Linked DNA regions of Mus musculus: region 2 is linked to region 1. A link is a loop called in an ENCODE intact Hi-C map of the cell type or tissue named here. Cell type or tissue: gastrocnemius. All regions are shown on one strand. Links, peaks and the distances in the headings refer to the core of each region. The heading gives the core; the rest is flanking DNA. Region 1 holds the start of Wdr20 (WD repeat domain 20). Region 2 overlaps Mok (MOK protein kinase).

Region 1 (5,373 bases), core at 135-5,134:
CTTTCTTTCTTTTTCTTCTTTCTTTCTTTTCTTCTTTCTTTTCTTCTTTCTTTCTTTCTTTCTTTCTTTTTCTTCTTTCTTTCTTTTCTTCTTTCTTTTCTTCTTTCTTTCTTTCTTCCTTCCTTTCTTTCCTTTCCTTCCTTCCTTTCTTTCCTTTCTTTCCTTCCTTCCTTTCCTTCCTTCCTTCTCTCTCTCTCTCTCTCTCTCTCTCTCTCTCCCTCTCTCTCTCTCTCTCTCTCTTTTTGAGACAGAGTTTCTCTGTGTAGCTCTGGCTGTCCTGGAACTCATTCTGCAGACCAGGCTGGCCTTGCACTCAGAAATTCACCTGCCTCTGCCTCCCAAGTGCTGGGATTAAAGGCTCAGCTTGCTTTCTTATAGAACCCAATACTATCAGCTCAGGGATGGTACCACCTACAAGGGGCCCTCCCCACTTGATCACTAATTGGGAAAATGCCCCACAGCTGGGTCTCATGGATGCATTTCCCCAACTGAAGCTCCTTTCTCTGTGATAACTCCATCCTGTGTCAAGCTGAAACACATAACCAGCCAGTACACCCAGGCTGGCCAGGCTGGTTTCTCAAGTGACTATAGGTCTTAGGGTTTTACTGCTGTGAAGAGACACCATGACCAAGGCAACTCTTATAGGGACAACATTAAATTGGGGCCGGTTTACAGGTTCAGAGGTTCAGTCCATTATCATCAAGGCAGGAGCATGGCAGCATCCAGGCAGGTATGGTGCAGGAGGAGCTGAGAGTTCTACATCTTCATCTGAAGGCTGCTAGCAGAAGACTGGCTTCCAGGCGACTAGGATGAGGGTCTTAAAGCTCACACTCACAGTGACACACCTACTCCAACAGGGCCACCCCGCCTAACAGTGCCACTCCCTGGGCCAAGTATGTGCAACCATCACACATGACTGAGGATGGTTTTGAACTCCTGACTCCATCCTTCGGCTCCCACCTCCCGAGCACTGCTATCACAGGTGTGATGCTTGGCTGGCTTTGGGTCCTCCATCCTCCTTTCTCAGTCTGTAGGAATGACAGCATCCCAGGAGGATGCTACCATGTCTGGCAAAGCAAAATGTTCAGTTTGTACAGGAACAAACAAACTCTAATATAAATATTTTTTAAGAATATTTATGTATGTAGCCGGGCATGGTGGTACACACCTTTAATCCTAGCACTCAGGAGGCAGAAGCAGGCAGATTTCTGAGTTCGAGGCTAACCTGGGCTACACAGAGAAACCCTGTCTTGAAAAACCAACCAACCAAACAAAAGAATATTTATATATGATGTATGTATGTCTGTATGTATATGAGTACACTGTCGCTGTCTTCAGACACACCAGAAGAGGGCATCAGATCCCATTACAGATGGTTGTGAGCCACCATGTGGTTGCTGGGAATTGAATTCAGGACCTCTGGTAGAGCAGCCAGTGCTCTTAACTGCTGAGCCATCTCTCCAGCTCCCAGTGTAAATCTTAAGGCATAGTGGTCTTTTACTTTTTTAAGACAAAGTTTCAGTATGTGGCCCTTTGTGGGCTGTGTAGTACTCAGGACAGCCTTAATGTCTATCTGTCTCGCCCTCCTAAATGCTGAAATTAAAGCATATGTCATCATACTCAGTAGTATATTGGTCTCATGGGAAATTTAATATTATGGTTGAAGGTCAATATACTTTTTTTTCAGTTTTTGCTGGCTGAGGTGTCCCCTCCCAAAGTATATTTTCCCCCATTAACTAGAAATTCAAACTGAATTCTTTTTAGATAATTCAGGCTGTTATTTATCCTTCAAGATGACCATTATAAACATGTTTTTGGTACAAAATAGCATAGCTATGGGAGCTTGGGATTATCCACTGAACACCCCCTAGTATTTTTAAGAGTTGTGATCCATATTTGCATTTTATGGAAAAGACAAATTTGCATTCATAGGAAAAGACAAATAACAACAAAATGAAATTTAAAGTGCATTCTAGGGATGTATTAAGAAGACTTTTAAAGTCAGGTGATGGTGGCACATGCCTTTGATCCAGAACTCAAAAAAACACCAAAAGAAAAAAAAAAAAACCACCAAAAAAAAAAAAAAAAAAGGATTTTAAAGCTGGGTGTGTGGTTCATGCCATTAAGCCCAGCACTTGGTAGTTAAAGACAGATGGATTTCTGAGTTGGAGCCTAATCTCTGGTTGAGTTCCAGGACAGCCAGGGCTATTTAGTGAAATACAGTATCAAAAACAAAAACAACAAAAAAAGGATTTACTGTAGTGCTTTTTTTTTTTTCTTTTGCCAGTTCTACAGGATGTTAGTCAAATGCCTTATTACATCACTGGCACAGTTTCTACTGTGTCTGTACTTGCTTCCCACTACATAAAATGGCTATGATTTATACTTCTTTAGAACACTCCCCCTTGTGTACAATTAATTTTTGTGAGGTTGGAGTCTCGGTCTGTGGGCTCGGGTAGCAGCCTCCCAGCTCCGGGCTCAGGCATTCCTTCTGTCTGGAAGCACAGGTGCCCACAGTGTACTGGGCTCGCTCTACAGACAGGATTTCTCAGGGATAGGTCATTCTTCGTGTAACATTTTCTCCGCTCTAGAATTCTATTTTAACGTTTATCACTTTAGAAGCCTTTGTATTCCAGTGCACACACCCAGAAATCGAAGCATCAAATGGTGACTGTTAGGTCCTACTTTAATGTGTGCGCTTGCCTTCACCTAATACTTTGTACAGGATATTCAGCACAACTCGATGGTTCTCCTGGCAAACAACTTCAGGTTCCGTTTGAGGCTTTAAGAAAATCAATTAGCTTAACCTTTATTAAGAGGCACAGGAGACAGAAGTTCCGACAGAACCTACTTTCTCAAGAACAAGCCAATGCTCACCAGGAAGGTTTCAGGTGAGACTTGAAAACACAAGTCCTGTACATTCATGCGGTTCTTCCCACCCCGCCTACAAAACCCAACCCAACCCAACCAAACCAAACCAAACCAAACCCTGAGCTGTAATAAAGCCCAATCCATCGATATCTTCTGTGAGACGTAGAGGGGCTTGTCACCAGGCATCGGTACCCCGCACCCAAGCGGACCGTCGGAGTCCTCCCTAGCTTCCCAGGGAGGATCGCGGACAGCTGGGACATACACGTCCAAACACCGGACTTCACTGCTCGCCTCAGGCTCTGCCGGGACCACCAGCTGGCCAAGGCCAACGCGGTGGCGTCTCTTAGGGATCGGGTCCCTCAGCGAAGCTGCAGAGCGAGACAGGAGCCCCGCACCAACGCTCAGCGCGCTCGCTTCGACCCGCACCAGGAGGGCGGCACCCAGGGGAGGAGCTTGCGCACGCCCCTCCGGGTGGAGCGCGCCAGGTGAGCGCGCGTGCGCAGTTGGACCATTAAAAACTAGCCCGCCCCCTTCGCTTCGGCCCGCCTTCGTGGGGGCTGGCTCGCCAGTGGGCGGGGCCGCGGAGAAGGGGGTGGGGAGTGGAGAAAGCGAGCGGCCGAGGACGGCGCCTGCGCGGTGGGCGTGATCCGGGCACTTAGGGCAGGATGAACGCTGCTTTCCAAGATGGCGACGGAGGGAGGAGGGAAGGAGATGAACGAGATTAAGACCCAATTCACCACCCGGGAAGGTCTGTACAAGCTGCTGCAGCACTCGGAGTACAGCCGGCCCAACCGGGTGCCCTTCAACTCGCAGGGATCCAACCCTGTCCGCGTCTCCTTCGTAAACCTCAACGACCAGTCTGGCAACGGCGACCGCCTCTGCTTCAATGTGGGCCGGGAGCTCTACTTCTATATCTACAAGGGGGTCCGCAAGGTACCGACCCGGGCGTCACCGGGGGCGCGCCGGCGGCGCGGGCCGAGGCCGGGAGCTGGGCGGTGACAGCGAGGCCGGGGTGACCGGTGGGGGCGGCCGGCACTTGTACTTTTGAGTGGGCCGGTAACTCCGCTGAGGTGCTCCGGAGGAGAGGGGGCTTCGGGAGTGAGGCGCCGGCGGCAGCGCTGCCTCCTAGGGGAGGAGGGGGCTCTGGAGCCGGGTCGCGGAGATGCCCCGGGAGTAGCCGGTCGCCTCCTCCCCCGGCGGGGTCTGTCAGGTTCCGATCCCGCCCGGGAGCGGGCCTGCGAGTCCCCGGAAGAGGTGCGGCGGCCGTTTTAGGTGGCCTCGCTTCCCGGGAGGCTCGAGAGTCCTGCCCTGGGTGAGAGAACCGGGACGCGAGGCGGCTTGGAAAGGTCCGTAAGGCGGAACCGGGACAGGGAGGCGGAGGACTTGGAGACTAGGTCAGAAAGGACCTGCTCGGCACGCAGGGCTACTCCACCTGCTGCCGCACTGACACTTCTCCTGGTGTCAGCACTGTTTCCAAAAACCTTTCCGGGAGGTCGCCTGTCATTGTCTCCGCGGAGGGAACCGTCTCCCGAAAGGTTTTTGAAGAGGGTCATTCTGTCCCTTGCAGTGTAAGAGGGCTGAGTACTCAAGACTAGGGAGGTTGGAATTATGTTTTCAAATAGGCTAAGTTGCTTCAGAGGTGTTGTGTGTGAGCGTGCCTAGATTTATCTTGTCTAACGAGTCAGGCTATGTCCCAAACAGGGAGGGATAGGCCTTAAATGCTACTTTAAAGTAACCAGCCAAGAACTTAACAGTAATTCTGTGACGCATGCAATCGAGTTTTAAAATGTCTCGTTAAAAGCAGCAATTTATTGGCGCTTTTATTTTATTTTATTTTTTTATTTTTTGGTCACTGGCAAGAATTGCTTATTTTAACTTTTGACCATTGAGAGAGTAAGGAAATGTATGCACTCCATAGCACCTCCAACGGAATGTGACAAGGTGATGGAAGATTCACTTATAAATGTTCAGTTAGTGGGAAAGTACGTTGTCCATATTGAAGAGGACGTGTTCCCAGGGATGGCTATATCCAAAGTCAGCTGCTGTTTATGTTGCACTGTACGGTTAGGAGGACAAGGGAAGGAATGATGGTGTGCAAACGTAAGCTTGTTTCTTTGGTCCAAGGTGAATCTTCTGACTTGTCTTTATTCTTGTCAGTGAACTCCCGAAGCGTTTGGAAATAGCTGGTTGACTCTCCTCTCTCGGGGTTGGGAAAGTATCCAGTGGTTTGAAGAGTAGGAACTGAAGTTTTAGTGCAGTTCCCAACCCTGTTACTGACTCACTGCTGGCTGACCTTGGATACCTGGGAAACTTTCCTTTGCACTTCTTTAAAAAGGGAGGCTGCAGTGCACATGTTATAATTCGTAATAGCTGTGATGGCCATTAGAGTCCTGACACACTCAGGAGATGTAAATTAGAGTTAAAGCAAGCATTGAGAGGAACTGCCGTCTCAACATTCCTGCTCTGACTGAAATACCAGATTTTTCTCTGGAAATAAATGTA
Region 2 (5,373 bases), core at 98-5,097, 69 kb after region 1:
TGTAGTGTAGCAGGTGCACTGCTGCTCCCAGGCTCCCCGGACACGCGTGGACCGAGGGAGTGACAGACGACAACGGAGCCATGAGCTGCGCTGGAGCCACAGGCAGGCGGCAGGCAGCAGCGGCCTGCAGGGCTGTGTGGAGCTGCTAAACCCAAAGAGTTGTTTCCATTTTTAAGTCAGTCTGTTGGGGCTGCAGTAAAAACTGAGAAATGGAGTTTTCTTGCTTTTTACTCTAAAATTCAATGTAACTAAATCCATATATATATATATATATATATATATATATATATATATATATATACACACACATATATACATAGTGTAAAGTAAAATGTTTCTTGAACAGAAACCTTAAATCAAGCTGTTCTAAATAGCACTTGGCTCTGGTTTTGCACTGATGTGTGTTATACGTTAGGTGGTCATTAGACAGCCTGGGATGCACTCATGGAGACAGCTGTCACCTCCAACTTAAACACGTGCTGCAGACAGACAGATGCTGCAATCATAGACTTAAAACATTGTTTGCACTTAAATAGTTTAATGCTAATAGAAATGACTTTGACTATGGGGTAACGGGCTCCCGGCCTCACGATACGAGAGGAGATGCCCTTTTTATCTGTTAACATTTATTTTAGTACTGTTGTTTCCGATGCAATCAAGTCTGTATTATATGTGTAAATAATGTAATTCTGAAATGGGGGTAAATAGTCACTCCCACTAGTAATTTTCATCATTTAAGAGTGATATTTCTAATTCACAAAAACATTAATATTAAAATTATCTTGAATATACTATTTGTTTATCCTTTTTTAAACTTAAATTGTATAGATCTTTTTGTTTTGGCCTCATTTCTTGGTTGGTATTGAAGTACTTCATTTTTTTGTGTATCACAGTCCTTGATCCTCCTGTCAGTCTGTTAAAAACGCGTCTTGTCGGAGAAGTCTTGGCTCTGGGCCAAGTCCACACACTATGGGGCTGCCCGGCATGGGGACTTTGGTGTAGGCACATGACCTTTTCTCATGGCTTAGAGTCCCCCTGCTGTCCTTGAAAGCTGAAACCACATACTGTGCGTTTCCACAGCCTCTGCCGCAGCACAGAACAGAGTTAGCTCGGACATCAGTCACATGGGGCTTCCGGAGGGTTGGCATCTGCTGGCATGTGTCTGCCTGCTCTGGTTGAATTCCTCGCTCACCTGGAGCTGCTGCCGGTGATAGAGACAATGCCCGGGTTTCCAAGCTGGGGGGGGGGGGGGCTTCCACAGCTTTTAAAGAATCATACACAGCGGGTTCCATGTAGGCTTTATGTGGGTGAGAGTAAGCCACAAGGTATCAAAACATTTCTCCAAATGAGCCCATTAAACTGGGGCCGTGGAAGGAAGGAGTGTGGGCTCTAGCTAGGCCGGATGAATTTGCCACAGGATGATGCTACTGCACAGTTCACAAAGCAAAGCCCAAGTTTGTCTTCATTCACCGTAGGTTCCTGGCTCCCAGGCTGGGGAAGCCGCTTCCTTCTGCTGCTGCCTGCAAGGCCCCTAGCCCTGCCTCCATCTTGGGAAGGTGCAGCATAGGACGCCAAGACTCACTTTCTTCTTTCCTGTTTGTTCTGTTGTGTTCTGTTTTGACAGGCCTTGGCTAGCCTGGAACTCACAGTGTAGCTTAGATTACTTCAAAATGAAAGCAGTCATGCTCCCTCGGCCATCCAAGTCTCAGTGCGTGGATTTCAGGCATACACCACCGTGCCTCATTCAAGAGGCACACTGCGTAGGGAGTTAGAACACTCGAGGGAGCTCTTTCCTCCTTTCCTACCATGCAGGTTCTGGTGATCAAGGTAGGTCATGAGGGTCGGTGGCATTGAGCCTGCTCACTATGTAAGTACAATTTATGAATCACATGCTCAGATCATATTAGAAGAAAGTGTTGGCACATTTTACAGTTTGGTGTTCCTGTCATCTTGGAACACTGATCTATCACACAGAGAAACTCAGCCCTATGAGTCCAAAACACCCACAAGAAAGTGATTAGGAACTGCCCTCGAAACCCAAGCCTGCAGCACAGAGCCTGGTGACCTCCCAGAGTGGCTCCCTCCTCGATGCCCCCATCTATAGGAAGTGACAGGAGGACACCAGGTGGACACCAGGGCAGCAAGTATTTGTGGGAAACTTGAGCCCCATTTGACGAGATGCTCAGTTGTACCCCACGGCTCTTGCTGACAACTCGGGGCCAACCTCCACCAGTCTGTGTCACAGGTCTGTGTTTGACCAGATGTGTCCCAGTTTACCTTAGATGACTCTGTGCCTGTAACAATCTTCTGGCTCTGTTTCTAAGATTAGTCCCTAGCCCCGAGGTCTAAGATGTCTTCCATATGGTTCTATAGCTGCCCTAACACCAGGGACACCCAGCATACAGCAGGTCCTGGAGCCATAGGAAGTAACAACAGCTCACTTACCTGGTACTGTAAGAGATGACAGATGCCACTCTGAAGTCTGAGGTAGAGGGAATGCTGCACCCTAGTGTCTACAGTCATGTTAGATACACGTCAGAGAATGGTGAGGCTTGTTGGCCTTTCCATTCAGAATGCTATGGTGACGATTCACAGAAGCTGCTGTGCTGGGCAGGTGTGCCAGACGCACAGGAGGCCGAGAAAGCCGAGAGGCTTGCTTTCCTCTCAGATCCTTGCAGCAGCCTTTCCAGGGGCAGGTACCCTAACCCTGTCCCCAGGCTCAGTCCAGCTTGCCAGCCACGCAGGTCCTCCTTTGGGCCGTTCTGTCAGGCCTGCTCTGCTAGCTCTCATCGTTGGGCCCTTTCTGTGCTGGCCTGCCTGTGAGCCTGGTTAATACTACTGGACTGAGACTCCTAAAACCAACAGCAAAGGCAGGACAGCCCTTCTCTGCAGACACTCTCCTCCATGCCAGGGTACACAAGACTGTCACATAAATGTAGAAGAGACCCTCCAGGCCCTGGCTCTGCCCATTCTAAGCCCCATCTCCAGTCTCAAGCCTGCCTGTGCTGGACACCCATACCCACAATGTTCCACGCCCATACTGCCCTCTGCTGTCCCACATTGTCCTGTGGTGTCACTGCCCCAACCCCCCCACCTGCCTGGTGGCCTGAAGCTTGGGTCAGTAGAGTCCTTAAGGAAGGGATCAGATTGAGACTCAATACTTCCCTGTGAAGTTTTGCTTTTTAAATGGTATAAATTTGAAAAGATAGAAAAGAAAAAAAGCATACTCAATTCCTTTGTTCCCCAGGACTGAGCAGAGGCTAGGCTACTGCTAAGACTGCTTACCCAGAGTGCATGGGGCCCCGGATTCCACATGGCAAAAGCAAAAACAAGCCCTAAGGAGCTTAGGGGGATCTTGTGCTCAAGTCCAGCTGTCTGATGGCTGCTTTTGCCCTGAGTCCACTCAGTGCTGTTTTTATAGTGTTTCCATCCCTTCCCTGTAGTAAAACAGGCAGGAGGAGAACACACACTGTGTGCTAGAGTGCACCCATGCGCATGTGCAGGAGTCCCAGGAGGACACCTAGTGTGCCATTAACTGTTTTCTGAGTCATTGATTCCCACGGGATAATCTCACTGAATCTGGAGCTTGCTGGGTTTTGGTTCAGCACGCTTTAGGGGCCAGAAAGCCCCCAGAGACCCTCCTGTCTTTCCCATTCTGTACTGTTCCCTTCCCCAGTGATGGGGTTATAGGGATGTTACACGGACTCTATGGAACCTGATTCAGGTCCTCAGATGCAGCAAGCATCTTACCTGCACACTATCTCCCTAGCCCAGTGTCTTTTTCCAGGGCACAAGGTGCCCCAACTTTCCTACTTGCTCCAAGCAACACTGGCAATCCAGTCAACTTGGTGGACATCCCTAAAGGAGCCTAGGCATTGGCAGCCAAGACAATGTGGCCACTTGAAGCTGGCACTCGGAGATCAGCCTGCCCATCTGCAGCTCAGGAAAGCAAACACAAAGGTGTGGCTCAACATATCTAAGTGAAGAATGTTTGGATGAGACACTGTGACAGTGCCTTATTCAGTGGGATTCTGTCTCCAACAGCATTCCTAGGAGGTACCACAGTCACAACACCTACAATACCTGCCAGTCCTGTCAGGAAACACTGAGGTACAACATGCACAACCGCCTCTCAACTAAGCCTACGTCCCTCATCACAGATTTTGGTCTATCTTTTATTTCTCTTTTTGAGGCAGGGATACTCACTGTATAGCCCAGGCCTCCTCCTCCTCTGCCTCCTGAGTGCTAGAATTACAGGCACGAGCTAGCTGCCATGCCCCATCATATCTGTTCTTTCATAGAAAGTCACCTCAGATCCTTACATTAAGAAAATGAAACAAACCCTTGCATAAGGTGGTTTTACAAATATATTAAACGGAAACATTCAGTGCAGCCGCTCTGGAGCTGCAAACACGCAAGGCTCCAGCTTGTGGAGAGAGACAGGCTGCAAGGCAGCATGTCCTGGCCACCACGCAGTGCGAGGAGCACCAGCATGGGGCAGCCTCTGGCCCATCCACTCTCAGCCGCAGAGGCCTACGCCTGCCATGGTGCCAGCCCTTGCTCTCCAAGAGGACGACTGGGTGGCGGGCCGTTCAGTATTCGCCCCCTTTCCTGTTGATCGTGGGCAGGTGATAGTGTTTCAGGTGAGGTTTGATGTCCTTCTGCGTGTCTGTCTGGTGAAGAAGAACCACAGACACTGAGTGGAGGCCAAGGCCAGACTGAGAGCAGCCCCACAGAGAAGCTAGAGACGTACTACCTTCTTGTTCACAGCAGCACACTTCAGGGGTCTCAGCACAGGGACTTTTCCATTTGCTCCAGTGCCCAGCACTGACCGCAGTGCAGGGCTGGAACATGATGACAGTTTGGTCATTCCCGACAGCCTCAGTTTGGGAAGCTCCATCAAGCTGGTCGGCCCCTGTCGTCTGGCATGGCCCTCCTCGTGCCGCAGGGACTGTTTCTTGAAACAGAACACTGATCAGTTGCCCGTCAGAAATCAGGTCAAGCAAAGGAAGCTCTTTGGCCTGATAAACTTGGGTGAGACTGTGGTGCACAGACAGCCCTGAATGTGGTGGCGGCTCCCCACAACCCACAAACAAAAGCAGGCCTCCCATGAAGCCTCTTGTATTGTACAGACCCTACCAAGCACGCCCTCAATGGAGCTTTACAGCCGAGCTCCGGCCAACCTGAAGTGCGGCGATGGGGGAGTGCAGGCTTAAGGCATGCCGCAGGGCTGTCAGCCACCACCGCTCTAACTGGGCTTTCCAGCCCATTTACCCCAGCAGGCTTTTTGTTCAGCTTCAGGGTAAAAAAGGTTTCTGCATTGTTTGTGTTTGAGATAAGGTCTTACTATGTAGCTGTAGCTGGCTTTAAACT

The links. Hi-C counts contacts between places; a loop is a spot of excess contacts. Peaks named below come from ENCODE experiments on the same cell type or tissue, not always from the same donor. Only the 100,000 strongest peaks of a DNase experiment are listed, where the experiment ranks them.
Region 2: it touches region 1 in a loop (2.1-fold over the local background); 5 of 42 quality-filtered maps call a loop at or near these places.

What each region holds. Positions count from the first base shown.
Region 1 is chr12:110,734,474-110,739,846 of GRCm38, forward strand. It overlaps Wdr20 (WD repeat domain 20), which reads left to right and starts at 3,527. Exons shown (of 3, transcript NM_027149.4): 1 at 3,527-3,804. The coding sequence starts at 3,556. In gastrocnemius, for the core only: no CTCF peak of the experiment used is centred there; DNase peaks (open chromatin) are centred at 2,489 and 3,456; H3K4me3 peaks cover 2,508 bases; H3K27ac peaks cover 1,756 bases.
Region 2 is chr12:110,803,449-110,808,821 of GRCm38, forward strand. Mok (MOK protein kinase) reads right to left here. Exons shown (of 12, transcript NM_011973.2): 11 at 4,757-4,957; 12 at 4,350-4,673. The coding sequence ends at 4,593. It also overlaps a transcript of Wdr20 not described here. Among named protein-coding and RNA genes, the nearest start is that of Mok, 35 kb to the right of the region's middle. In gastrocnemius, for the core only: a CTCF peak has its summit at 3,051 (motif pointing left); DNase peaks (open chromatin) are centred at 978, 3,047 and 4,519.